2 separate regions of the Homo sapiens genome follow, and region 1 is linked to region 2. Evidence: read pairs that join two places in POLR2A ChIA-PET (ENCODE). Cell type or tissue: PC-9. All regions are shown on one strand.

Evidence for each region. ChIA-PET counts read pairs that join two places held together with the same protein. Peaks named below come from ENCODE experiments on the same cell type or tissue, not always from the same donor. Only the 100,000 strongest peaks of a DNase experiment are listed, where the experiment ranks them.
Region 1: POLR2A ChIA-PET joins it to region 2 with 6 read pairs; 3 of 35 experiments call an interaction of 5 or more read pairs at or near these places.

What each region holds. Positions count from the first base shown.
Region 1 is chr1:151,308,608-151,313,607 of GRCh38, reverse strand. It overlaps PI4KB (phosphatidylinositol 4-kinase beta), which reads left to right. Exons shown (of 12, transcript NM_001369623.2): 3 at 3,353-3,397. Among named protein-coding and RNA genes, the nearest start is that of PI4KB, 16 kb to the left of the region's middle. RefSeq lists an enhancer at 1,761-2,055. In PC-9, no CTCF peak of the experiment used is centred here; a DNase peak (open chromatin) is centred at 1,907; H3K27ac peaks cover 1,279 bases.
Region 2 is chr1:151,985,948-151,990,947 of GRCh38, reverse strand. S100A10 (S100 calcium binding protein A10) reads left to right here. Exons shown (of 3, transcript NM_002966.3): 2 at 4,697-4,849. The coding sequence starts at 4,718. Among named protein-coding and RNA genes, the nearest start is that of S100A10, 5.4 kb to the left of the region's middle. In PC-9, a CTCF peak has its summit at 629; DNase peaks (open chromatin) are centred at 677, 1,247, 1,637 and 2,317; H3K4me3 peaks cover 2,958 bases; H3K27ac peaks cover 5,000 bases.

The DNA.
Region 1 (5,000 bases), 680 kb after region 2:
AAGGGTTGGATAGCTGTCTCATCTTGGAGTCAAACCTGTAGCAGAGGGTGAGCAGCTGGAAGTGAATTCCTTGGTGCCTCTTGTCAGGCTTGGCTTTTCTCTTTATCCATTTTGTAGTGCTCATCTTAGGACCAGAAAAGCTGAGGCCTCAGGGCTTTTCTTACTCTGCTGATCCTTGGTCCCTCTTTCCTTACATCTAACTCCCACTCCAGGATAAGATTATGGATGGCACTGAGAGGCAGGTATTAGGTGAATACTTACATCATTTAGGGTGGGTTCTGTAGCTGCCGTTCTTCCAACCTGACTCCTTATCTTGGGTCACTAGATCCAGGAGAGGAAGGAGATACTATGTTCCCAGGCACTCCTGCGTTATCTGATACTGACAGAATGAAATACCTGAATTCATTATGGCTCCACAGAAAATGGGAGAGCAAGAAAGAGACAGAAACATGAATATCACTAGGTTTCTAAGCATTAGAGTCGTCAGCACAGGGGTCTCTCCCAGCCCTTTTCCTTCCATCCGTCCTTCCTTCCTTCCTTCCTTCCTTCCTTCCGCCCACCCGTCTGTCTGTCCGTCCGCCCTTTTTCTTGCAACAGGGTCTTGCTCTGTTGCCCAGGCTGGCGTGCAGTGGCACAGTCATAGCTCACTGTAGCCTTTAACTCCTGGGCTCAAGCAATCCTCCCATCTTAGCCTCCCAAGTACCTGGGGCTACAGCTATGTACCACCACACCTGGCTAATTTTTAAAAAATTTTTTTGTAAAGATGAGGTCGTGCTCTATTGCCCAAGCTAGTCTCAAACTCCTGGCTTCAAGTCATCCTCTCGCCTCAGCCTCCCAAGTCACTGGGATTACAGGCATGAGTGACTAGACCCAGCCCCTTTGGCATTTTGAGGATGCGTCTGTCAAGGCTTTTGTCCCCTAAATACCAAAGGAATTGGTTTTCCTTTTACTCATCCTTCTTCCCTTTCATGTAACATTCATTCACTCAACATGTAGTTATTGACTTTGTACAATGTCCAAAGCCGTGAGCTGTGCTGTGGAGGACGGGGGATAAAATGTTATCCTTCCCTCTAGGAACATGTGAAGTAATAATGAAAACCCCAGTATCTATGGAACTGTTTAGTTTGTGACTCTCTTGAAAAAGTTGTTTTCTGCCATAAGCAGGAAGTATACAGCTTACTAAAATGAGGCACATAATTATCTAAGACCTAAGCAGAGATACTCTAGGAGAATCTCTAGGTAGACCCTAACACTCTGCTCCCAGTCTCTTGCTTTTCTTTTAGGTTCTGAGTTTAATACTATGCTCCTACCACCAGTAGAGGGGCTCCCAAGGATGAGGTCGGGCCTCAAAGAAGAGGCTCAGGGGCAGCATGTACAGTTCTCTTCCTGCCCATGGTCTCCCTGCAGAGTTGTTCTCTGCTCAGCTCTCACAGTGTTCTCTTTCTTACTATGAGGAATCCTTTACACTCTCTCCCACAGTCAGAAGGCTTTGTGCTGATTTTTCACATTTTCCACCACTGCTCCTCAAAGCCTGCCGCTTCAAAGCCATTTTATCAGCCTAGTCGGGGAACTCTGCCCAGGCAGTTTGTCCTCCCATTTGTAACCAAATGGCAAATATTTTGGTATAGAATGGGGGAGCTAAAAGGAGAGAGTGATTTAGGTATCACACCCTCCCCGATATGATGACACTGTTAGTAGATTAGCTTTGTCTTTTCAGGACTGCAACCTTTGTACAGAGAAATCTGCCGCATGTCACACTGGAAGCCCCAGTAGGCCTTCTAGCTTGATATGGTGTGATGTCAGCTTCTTGCTTCATCTTTACTCCCCGGAGCTGACTCAGTGTGAGTGACTCAAGCCCAGGGAGTAGGAGAGGAGCAGGTCATGATATACCTCCCTTCCCCCAGGGCTGTCAATGAGTCAGACAGGACCTGTCTGTGACAGAATCAGCTGGAGCGTTGCTCAGGGAGCCAATATCTTGCCTGCTGTTCCTTCTCCAACCAGCTCATAGGTAGAAATAGAACCACTAATTCATAATAGACTCTGACATCCTCACTGCCTTAATTCTCCCACCACCTTCTACCCAAAATGGAAGAGTTGTTGCCTTAGGGGCATGTTTCCAAATGTGGCTTCTCCCTCAAAGTGCTCCAGTCCCCAGATTCTTCAAGGAAGGACCTGACTATAGGACCTCCAGCTAGAATAGAACTGAAACCATGGAATTGAGTTCAAGTGGATGCTTGAATCTACTCAGCAGATTTCAGAGTAGAAACTCACCACTGCCCTCCTGCCCTGGGAGCTCTTAGGACTTTGTCTTTTAAGTCTAACCTCCCCCACCCCGACCTCAACGTCCCCCACAACCTAGATTTGTGCACACGTGCTGCTCTGTTCCCTGCCCTGGTAGACCATGTTGGACAGAACCCAGGATGAGCCCTGTGCATGAGTGTTGCCTCAGAGCTGCTGAGTGAGAGTTTGACACCATCTCTTTCCCCTGTTTTTGCACACGGACACATATGACACAGCAATGGGGTGATGTTTAGATAAATCCTCTGGGCTGGGACTAGGACAGCTGCTATCCAGCTAGTCAGCTTTCTAGATGGATATAGCTAACTCCCCAACTTATATCAAAAATTGTAGTATATTGATTGTCATGTGGATAGCCTGATAGGAAGCCTAAGGAGGTTTGGTAGATAGGAGATTGATTTATCCTTCACTCCCATCAGCATCCAGCCCAGAGATTTTGGGCTTATTGGTCTAGGATGCTCTTTGTCACAGAGGTTCAAGGTTGGGATTCAGCTTCCCAGGGTGATAATGAGGCTAATTAGAGAAGAGGTATACCTGCCACTGAAAGTTTAGCTTTTCTTCCTCCCTGAGGTTTCCAAAAAGCTGGAGGAACATGGGGTTTCCAGTATGGGAGCCATGCAGCTTATTAAGTTCAGTCCTGTGGTGGTCCCCATGGAGAAGGATTTGGTTGAGAGCATGTGAGTGGGTAAAAAAAAAGAGCAGGGAAGCTTGGCAGTGCAGTTACTGCCCTAGGGACCCAGCTTTAGAGCTTTGGCCTAGAAGGAAGATCCATTCAGTTGAGAATAGAAGTGAATAAAGTGAAAAGCAGAGGCTGCTTTGTCTCTTCAGTCCTTCTGACCTTAAAGTCTGAGCTGCCCTTCCAGCATCTCCTACAAGTGGTCAAGCATCTGGGCAAGTAGCATTTCTGAGTTGACTTTCTTTTATTAAAGCAGAAAGGTAGAACTTCACTAGAGAAGCAGTTACGATCCAAGTTGGAGCTAAATTCTTTACCTTTGTCTCTCTCCCCTCCCTTCCCACCCCCTCCTTCTCCCTTTGCCCTCTGGCCCTTTCCCAGGAGCTCTCCTCCAGCACCGAGAGTATTGATAATTCATTCAGTTCCGTAAGTGGGGCCAGGCTGGGACGGGGTGGCAGGCTCCCCCAGTGGCCGCATTTCCTCTCCGTCCCCAGGTCTTCTGAGCCCCCAGGCCAAGGCTGGAGTTAAAATGCCCCTTTTCTTACTGGGAGATCAGCTCCTCCCTCCCAGACCTCCCAGATCTGCTGGAGTTCCCCTGACCTTTGCGGTGGAAATCCTGAGCCCAGGCTGAGATGAGCTCAGCTGATCCTTCTCTCAGAGACAGCTGGAGTACAGTGCTGCTCAGCCCCCAGCTCCTGAGTGTCTGGAGCAAACAGCTGGGAGAGAGGTAGAATTCACTCCTGGATTAGAGCCAAAAACTGCCTGGCAGAAACCCCCAGGATCCTGTTTCTCCCACCCAGAACCCTTTCCCCATGGCTTCTGCCGTCAGATTATCAAATATTTATTCATAATCTTCTAAATGCTAGGCCCTGTGCTGGTGAGCTGACTCCAAAAACAAATAGGACTTGGCCTGAAGGAAAGTTTTGCCTCTCCACAACTGGTTTTCTTTTTTAACTTCAACCACATTTTTTCCAGGTCTGAGTTCTTCCCTTTTCCCAGCTCACTGCCCAGGATGTTCCTTAATCCCCTCTCCTTTCTTGTTCCCTCTGGACTAACCCCTGACCCTTTGGTCCCACAGGGTCTTGGACCTTGTTGCTGGGCAAAGACGTGAGAGGAAATGCAGGACCTCTGGGAGTTTGGCTGATTTTTTTTATATTTTCTATTTGATTTGTCTATCAAATCAGTTTTCTCTGTTCTGTGCTAATCCCCTTTCAGTCATGATTCCTATCTCCTCTCATGTGGCAGAGCCTCTCTCTTGAGGCCTGGGGTCACATTTCTAACATGCTCACGTAACTTAGGGGCCCCTAACCCAAATGCTGATTTGAGAATGGGAAGGAATTCTGCCTTTTCTAATCTGAGATGATTATGAATTGGGTGGGGTAGAGGGTCCTTGGGACAGAGATCAGTTGCCATCTGAGTGGATTCAGATGAAGGAAGAAGTGAGTCTTCAAATTTCCTCTTATTTTCTTTCTCTATTAGACCCCCAGGATATTTCCAGGGACCTTAGAAACCCAATTCCATTGTTTTCCTTTTCTTTATCTCTTTTCAACAATGTCACTTAAAGCATTCCTGAAGGATTCAGACACCCTCTTTCAGTCCCTATGTGGCACTCTGAACCATCTCCCAAGAGGCAGAGGCTGGAATGAGCTTTTCCTTTGAATCCTGGCACTGTTGCACATGTAGAGGTAGGCCTGATACTCCCCAGTTTTCAAAAGAAGCTCTTTTAGAGTTCGAGGGAGCAAGGATAGAAATTCTCTCAATCCAGAAACTAAGCAAGACACACGGAAAGGGAGAGAAAGGCTTGGTGAGTCAAATGCTGTTTCTACAAAGGAGGGGAGATGGGATGGGGAGTTGGGTGGCTGTCTTGATAAAATGCCCCTTACGGTAGAAGGGCTTAGACTGGGAAGAGAGCCTTTCTTCGTGTCTAGCTGAGTCCCTCTTTTTCCCCACCTGCACCTTAATTCCAAGACCAACTTTGCTCTTTCTGAGGATGACTGAATTGCCCAGCACAAGGAGCCAAACTCACAGC
Region 2 (5,000 bases):
GAGGACTCCTGCTTGTCTGCTACTCGCAGGACAACCAAAATACATCATTATCAATTTCTTAACAATTCATCGAGCAGGCTCTATGAGGGCTGGGGCACTGGCTATTGGGACCCTGCTCAAAAAACCTGCAACCTAGTGAGGAAAGAAACAGAAACACAAATAACTAGAATTCAGGCCAAATGCTTTAATAGTATTCCATTAGCTGGTGAACTCCTCAAAGGCAAGCACCATGGAGAGCTTTGTGTGTGTGTGCATGTGTGTATGTGTGTGTGAACACCCTCATGCCTAACACCATGTCTGGGACATTCAAAGTAGGTGCTCAGGGAGGGAGAACCAAAAATGGAAAATTGAATTCCTCCTAAGGTAACTAAATTTGTGGAGTCCAGAATTGTTTTCCATAGAGAAAACTATGCAGAGAAAGATGTCTCCGCCTCCCTTCTTAAGACCTGTTGCTCAGACAAACATGTAGAGGGCATGTATAGGCATCAGATTAGAATACTTCAATAAAAGGTGAGTGGACAGCAAGGCTGTTATTATCCTGTGGAGCTCAGCAGTGAGATAGCAGCACTAGAAAAGCAAAAAGTAGAAGATGGGATGAATGAAACACGAGAAAATAGCAAGTGTTAGAAGAGAAGGAGCACAGTCATGTCATTCTGACTAGACCTGTTTAGCAGGACACATATTTTTCCTTTTGCGTATGGAATGTGCACTCCTGTGTACTCTATCTACTGTTCCGTTCATAGTTGAACACTTTTGGGGCCCCTTTCCTGGCCCTTCCCAGCTCTCACATCGTCCTCCTGAGCTCTGAGCTACAAGGCTTTCAGCCTAGTCCTGGGTAATCACACCTGCACCTCAGCTACTGCCCAAGGGATTGTGTGGTTCATTTATGCACATAACAGTTATATAGTGCTCCATGAATAAAAGCAGAATAATTTGTAGTTCTTAATCAAGAGAAGCTTAAATCTCAGGCAGACAAGTAAACAATTAAATGAAATTGAATGTTTCAGGTGCAAGAGTACGTTATTGGGGATAGAGAGGACACTGCAGCCCCTCAGCCCCAGCCCCAAGGCCCTCCTGTCAAAATGTGTCTAACCAGGATGCAGGAAGCCCACATCTGTCCAGGAATAGAGCTTGCAGAGTGGCTACGTGAGGGTGGAAATGCCAGATTGAAGTCCCTGAAGAACTTCAGTTTTGGCAGCTAGCAGTGCTGCAGACAGCCCTGCCCAGGCAAGCCCCACCCAAGAACGGAGGGCCAGGCAGGGCTGACTCAGTTGGGCAACCATTGGCTGCACTCAGACAAGAGTTACATGATTCATCCTCTAGCCAAGAGAACAGAGTTTTAATCACAACATTTCCCCCTTTCCTTTGTCTTATTTTAAAGCCAGTGTGCAACTCCTTCCCCAAAACAGAGTTCCTTGCTGTGGCCCTGGTCAGTGCCCTTTGGGGTACTGGTTGCTGAGGAGACAAGGGCTTCTCCACTGATTTTCAATGCTATTTTCACCTCCTGGCTACTCCCTCCTCTGCATCCTTATTGCAGAAGGCCTACTGGACACACAGGGAGTCAGCTGGCTGCAATATTCACAATCCATCCACTGAATAAAACCGCTGGGGGAGGAGGGGAGGGGAAGACCAAGTGGGAGAAGGATGTAACTTCAGAGAAGGAAGCTCCGTCACTTCGTAATGGCTGTGGGCAAGAGAGGCATGCGACTGAGTGACTTCAGACCTAAGCACTCACACAGTGTGAGGTAGACTCACCTTGCTCTCCTGAAGAAGATACTCAAGGGTGGCCAGGATTTCCTCAGCTGACAACTTGTATTTCTTAGAACCTCCTAAAATTAGCCTTTTTAAAATTTAGAGGTCCTTACCCTGCTGCATTCCCTTTCTTAATTCTGCACTTTCCTTCTGTCCTGTCATCTGAAAAAAGTAAACTAGGTACCCCACCCAGTTCCAATTTCTGGGATCTTTGGGAATTGATCCTGAAGTGCTCTGCTGCTCTGAACTTGAGCACAGGTATTTTTAAACCTCTGTGGTGTCTGACTCCTTTCCTGAGTTATTTAAGAACTGGGGTGGGATCCCACGTCCTTCTCCCAGAGGTGACTCGCCCAGTTCAGTTCTCTTAAATTGCTGGACTTGGAGTACCAGTCCAGGCAAGGCAGACTCTCTGTAAGCCCACTGCCATCTGAAACCCATATGAGGGATGGGGGATGAGCCAGATCTGAGCTGTGTCAGAAGAGAAGGAAAAGGGTGTGGTTCCCCTGGAATTCATCTCACAGCAGACCTTGAAGCATTAATTTGCAGCTCTCTCCAAGATAACTAACTGCCTTTCAGATGACTCATGCCAGATTCTGATTTATAGCATTCTTTGGCCTGCTGGTTCCCATACTTTTCTGGAGATTAAGGGGTAGAATTTACAATTCTTAAGTGTTAATTGCTCAATCCTCATGTTTACCCACTCCACCTTCTCCTCTGTAAAAGATAGCATTTGAGAATCAGTGTTGAACAGGCATCTCTCAGAGATAGGAACCAGACCAAAGCATGTCTCAGGTTCCCATTAGAGCTCTTCAGCAGAGGAATTTGCCAGCCCTTCAATCTAAGCTCAAAGCCTATTCTTGTGATTATTTATTTTTATTTTTTAGTGCTATATTACAGTCTCCATTCACGTTCACCTGTTTCCTATCCAGTAGTGATTTTAGGTGATATTAGCCAAAGCTTATCTGTTCTCGCCAAATGATTCCTTCCAATTAAGCCAAAATTCACTGAGGTTCTATTAAGTACCACGTACTGGGTCTTGTGAGACATATACCCCTAGTTCATTATACCCAAATGTAATGATCTGACATGTTTCCTTTCCTTTCTTATAAACGCTTCATGATGAAAGCTCTTGCTTTCCCACTGTACCCCAGACTGTGAGAGCAGCTCATCTGTCTAATGTCACTAAAAACATAGGAGGCCCTCAAATGAGTTAGGTTATAGTATTACTTGTTGCTTCTCAAGTGAACTAGACAATGGACTTTGAGTAGTTTTCTGTTTGGGTAGAGCAACTGTATTTTACTGCCAGAGATGCAACTGTCTTTATTGCAGTAAATAACAAGTTCAGAGCTTTAGTAAAGAATACATATAGGCCGGGCATAGTGGCTCACGCCTGTAATCCCAGCACTTTGGGAGGCCGAGGTGGGCGGATCACGAGGTCAGGAGATCGAGACCACGGTGAAACCCCATCTCTACTAAAAATACAAAAAAATTAGTCGGGCGCGGTGGCGGGCACCTGTAGTCCCAGCTACTCGGGAGGCTGAGGCAGGAGAATGCCGTGAATCCAGGAAGCGGAGCTTGCAGCGAGCCGAGATGGCGCCACTGCACTCCAGCCTGGGCAACAGAGCAAGACTCCGTCTCAAAAAAAAAAAAAAAAAAAGAATACATATATACCCAGCAGATAAATTCATTTGTAAGCAGATTTCTAAACCCTAGAATCACACTGAACCAAGTTACCACTTTAAGCTTAGAAGGGTGAAGTTTTCGTATTTACCAGACTTGACTGTGTGGATTGTTAGTATCAGCCATATCTAAGAATCCCATTTACTAGTGCCAAGAGAAATTATGAACTATCTGTTCTTTCAGTAGGTGCTTTGTCAGTTAAAAAGAGGAACACTGGGCCGGGCGCAGTGGCCTGTAATCCCAGCACTTTGGGAGGCCGAGGTGGGCGGATCACCTGAAGTCAGGAGTTTGAGACCAGCCTGCTCAACATGGCAAAACTCCGCCTCTACTAAAAATACAAAAAATTAGCCGGACATGGTGGCGGACGCCTGTAATCCCAGCTACCTGGGAGGCGGAGGTTGCAGTGAGCCAAGATCACAACACTGCACTCCAGCCTGGGCAACAAGAGCAAAGCTCCGTCTCAAAAAAAAAAAAAAAAAAAAAAAAAAGAGGAACACTGATGTTGCTTTTCTAAATTATTAGTTTCTATTCTTCATTAGATTATTCATGCAAATTAGCTGGAGTTAGCTAAACCCCTTTATTTACAGCACCAGTATCTGAGGTGTCTATTTCTACCAACAAGGGACCCAAACTGGGGTGGACTGGTTCTTAGATTCATTCACTGAATTTTAAAGCTGGAGAAGATCAGATGGATGATCTAATCTCCATCTTTCCAATTATCCTAAAAAGGCTGGCAATACATATGGCTTAAAAGTTAATGTAAATCTACAAAGATGAACCTGGAGGACGTTACGCTTAGTGAAATAAGCCAAGCACAGAAAGACAATTACCAGATGATCTCACTCATGTGGAATCTTAAACACTGAATTTCATAGAACTAAAGAATAGAATGGGCTGGGGTGATTGCATTTGAGTGATGTTGAGGAGCTATTGGTCAAAAGATTGAAAATTTCAGTTAGGAGGAATAAGTTTAAGAGATCTACTGTACAACAACGTGACTATAGTTAATTACAATGTATTGTATTCTTGACAAATAGTTAAGAGTGGCTAAGTGTTCTCACCACAGAAGTGCTAACTATGGGAGGTAATGCATATGTTAATTAGCTAGATTCAGTCATCCCACAATGTATATATACCTGAAAACATCATGTTGTACACATTAAATACATACAATTTTATCTTTCAATTTAAAAAAAATAAATTCATGCATAAAGTCTGCCAAAAAAAGTTAATGTAGACCCTGTTACTTTACATCCTTTAATAGGCTTCAACGGACCACACCAAAATGCCATCTCAAATGGAACACGCCATGGAAACCATGATGTTTACATTTCACAAATTCGCTGGGGATAAAGGCTACTTAACAAAGGAGGACCTGAGAGTACTCATGGAAAAGGAGTTCCCTGGATTTTTGGAAGTAAGTGTTGAAAAGCTTACAAAGAACCAGACATAAAAGTCAATGCTTCTAGGCCTTGGTTCCTTTTCCTTCTTGTTTCCATCCCTTCCCTGTGGAGGTCACCACTAGTGAATAAATGAATGTAGTCACCTGAAGGAATGAATGAATGACC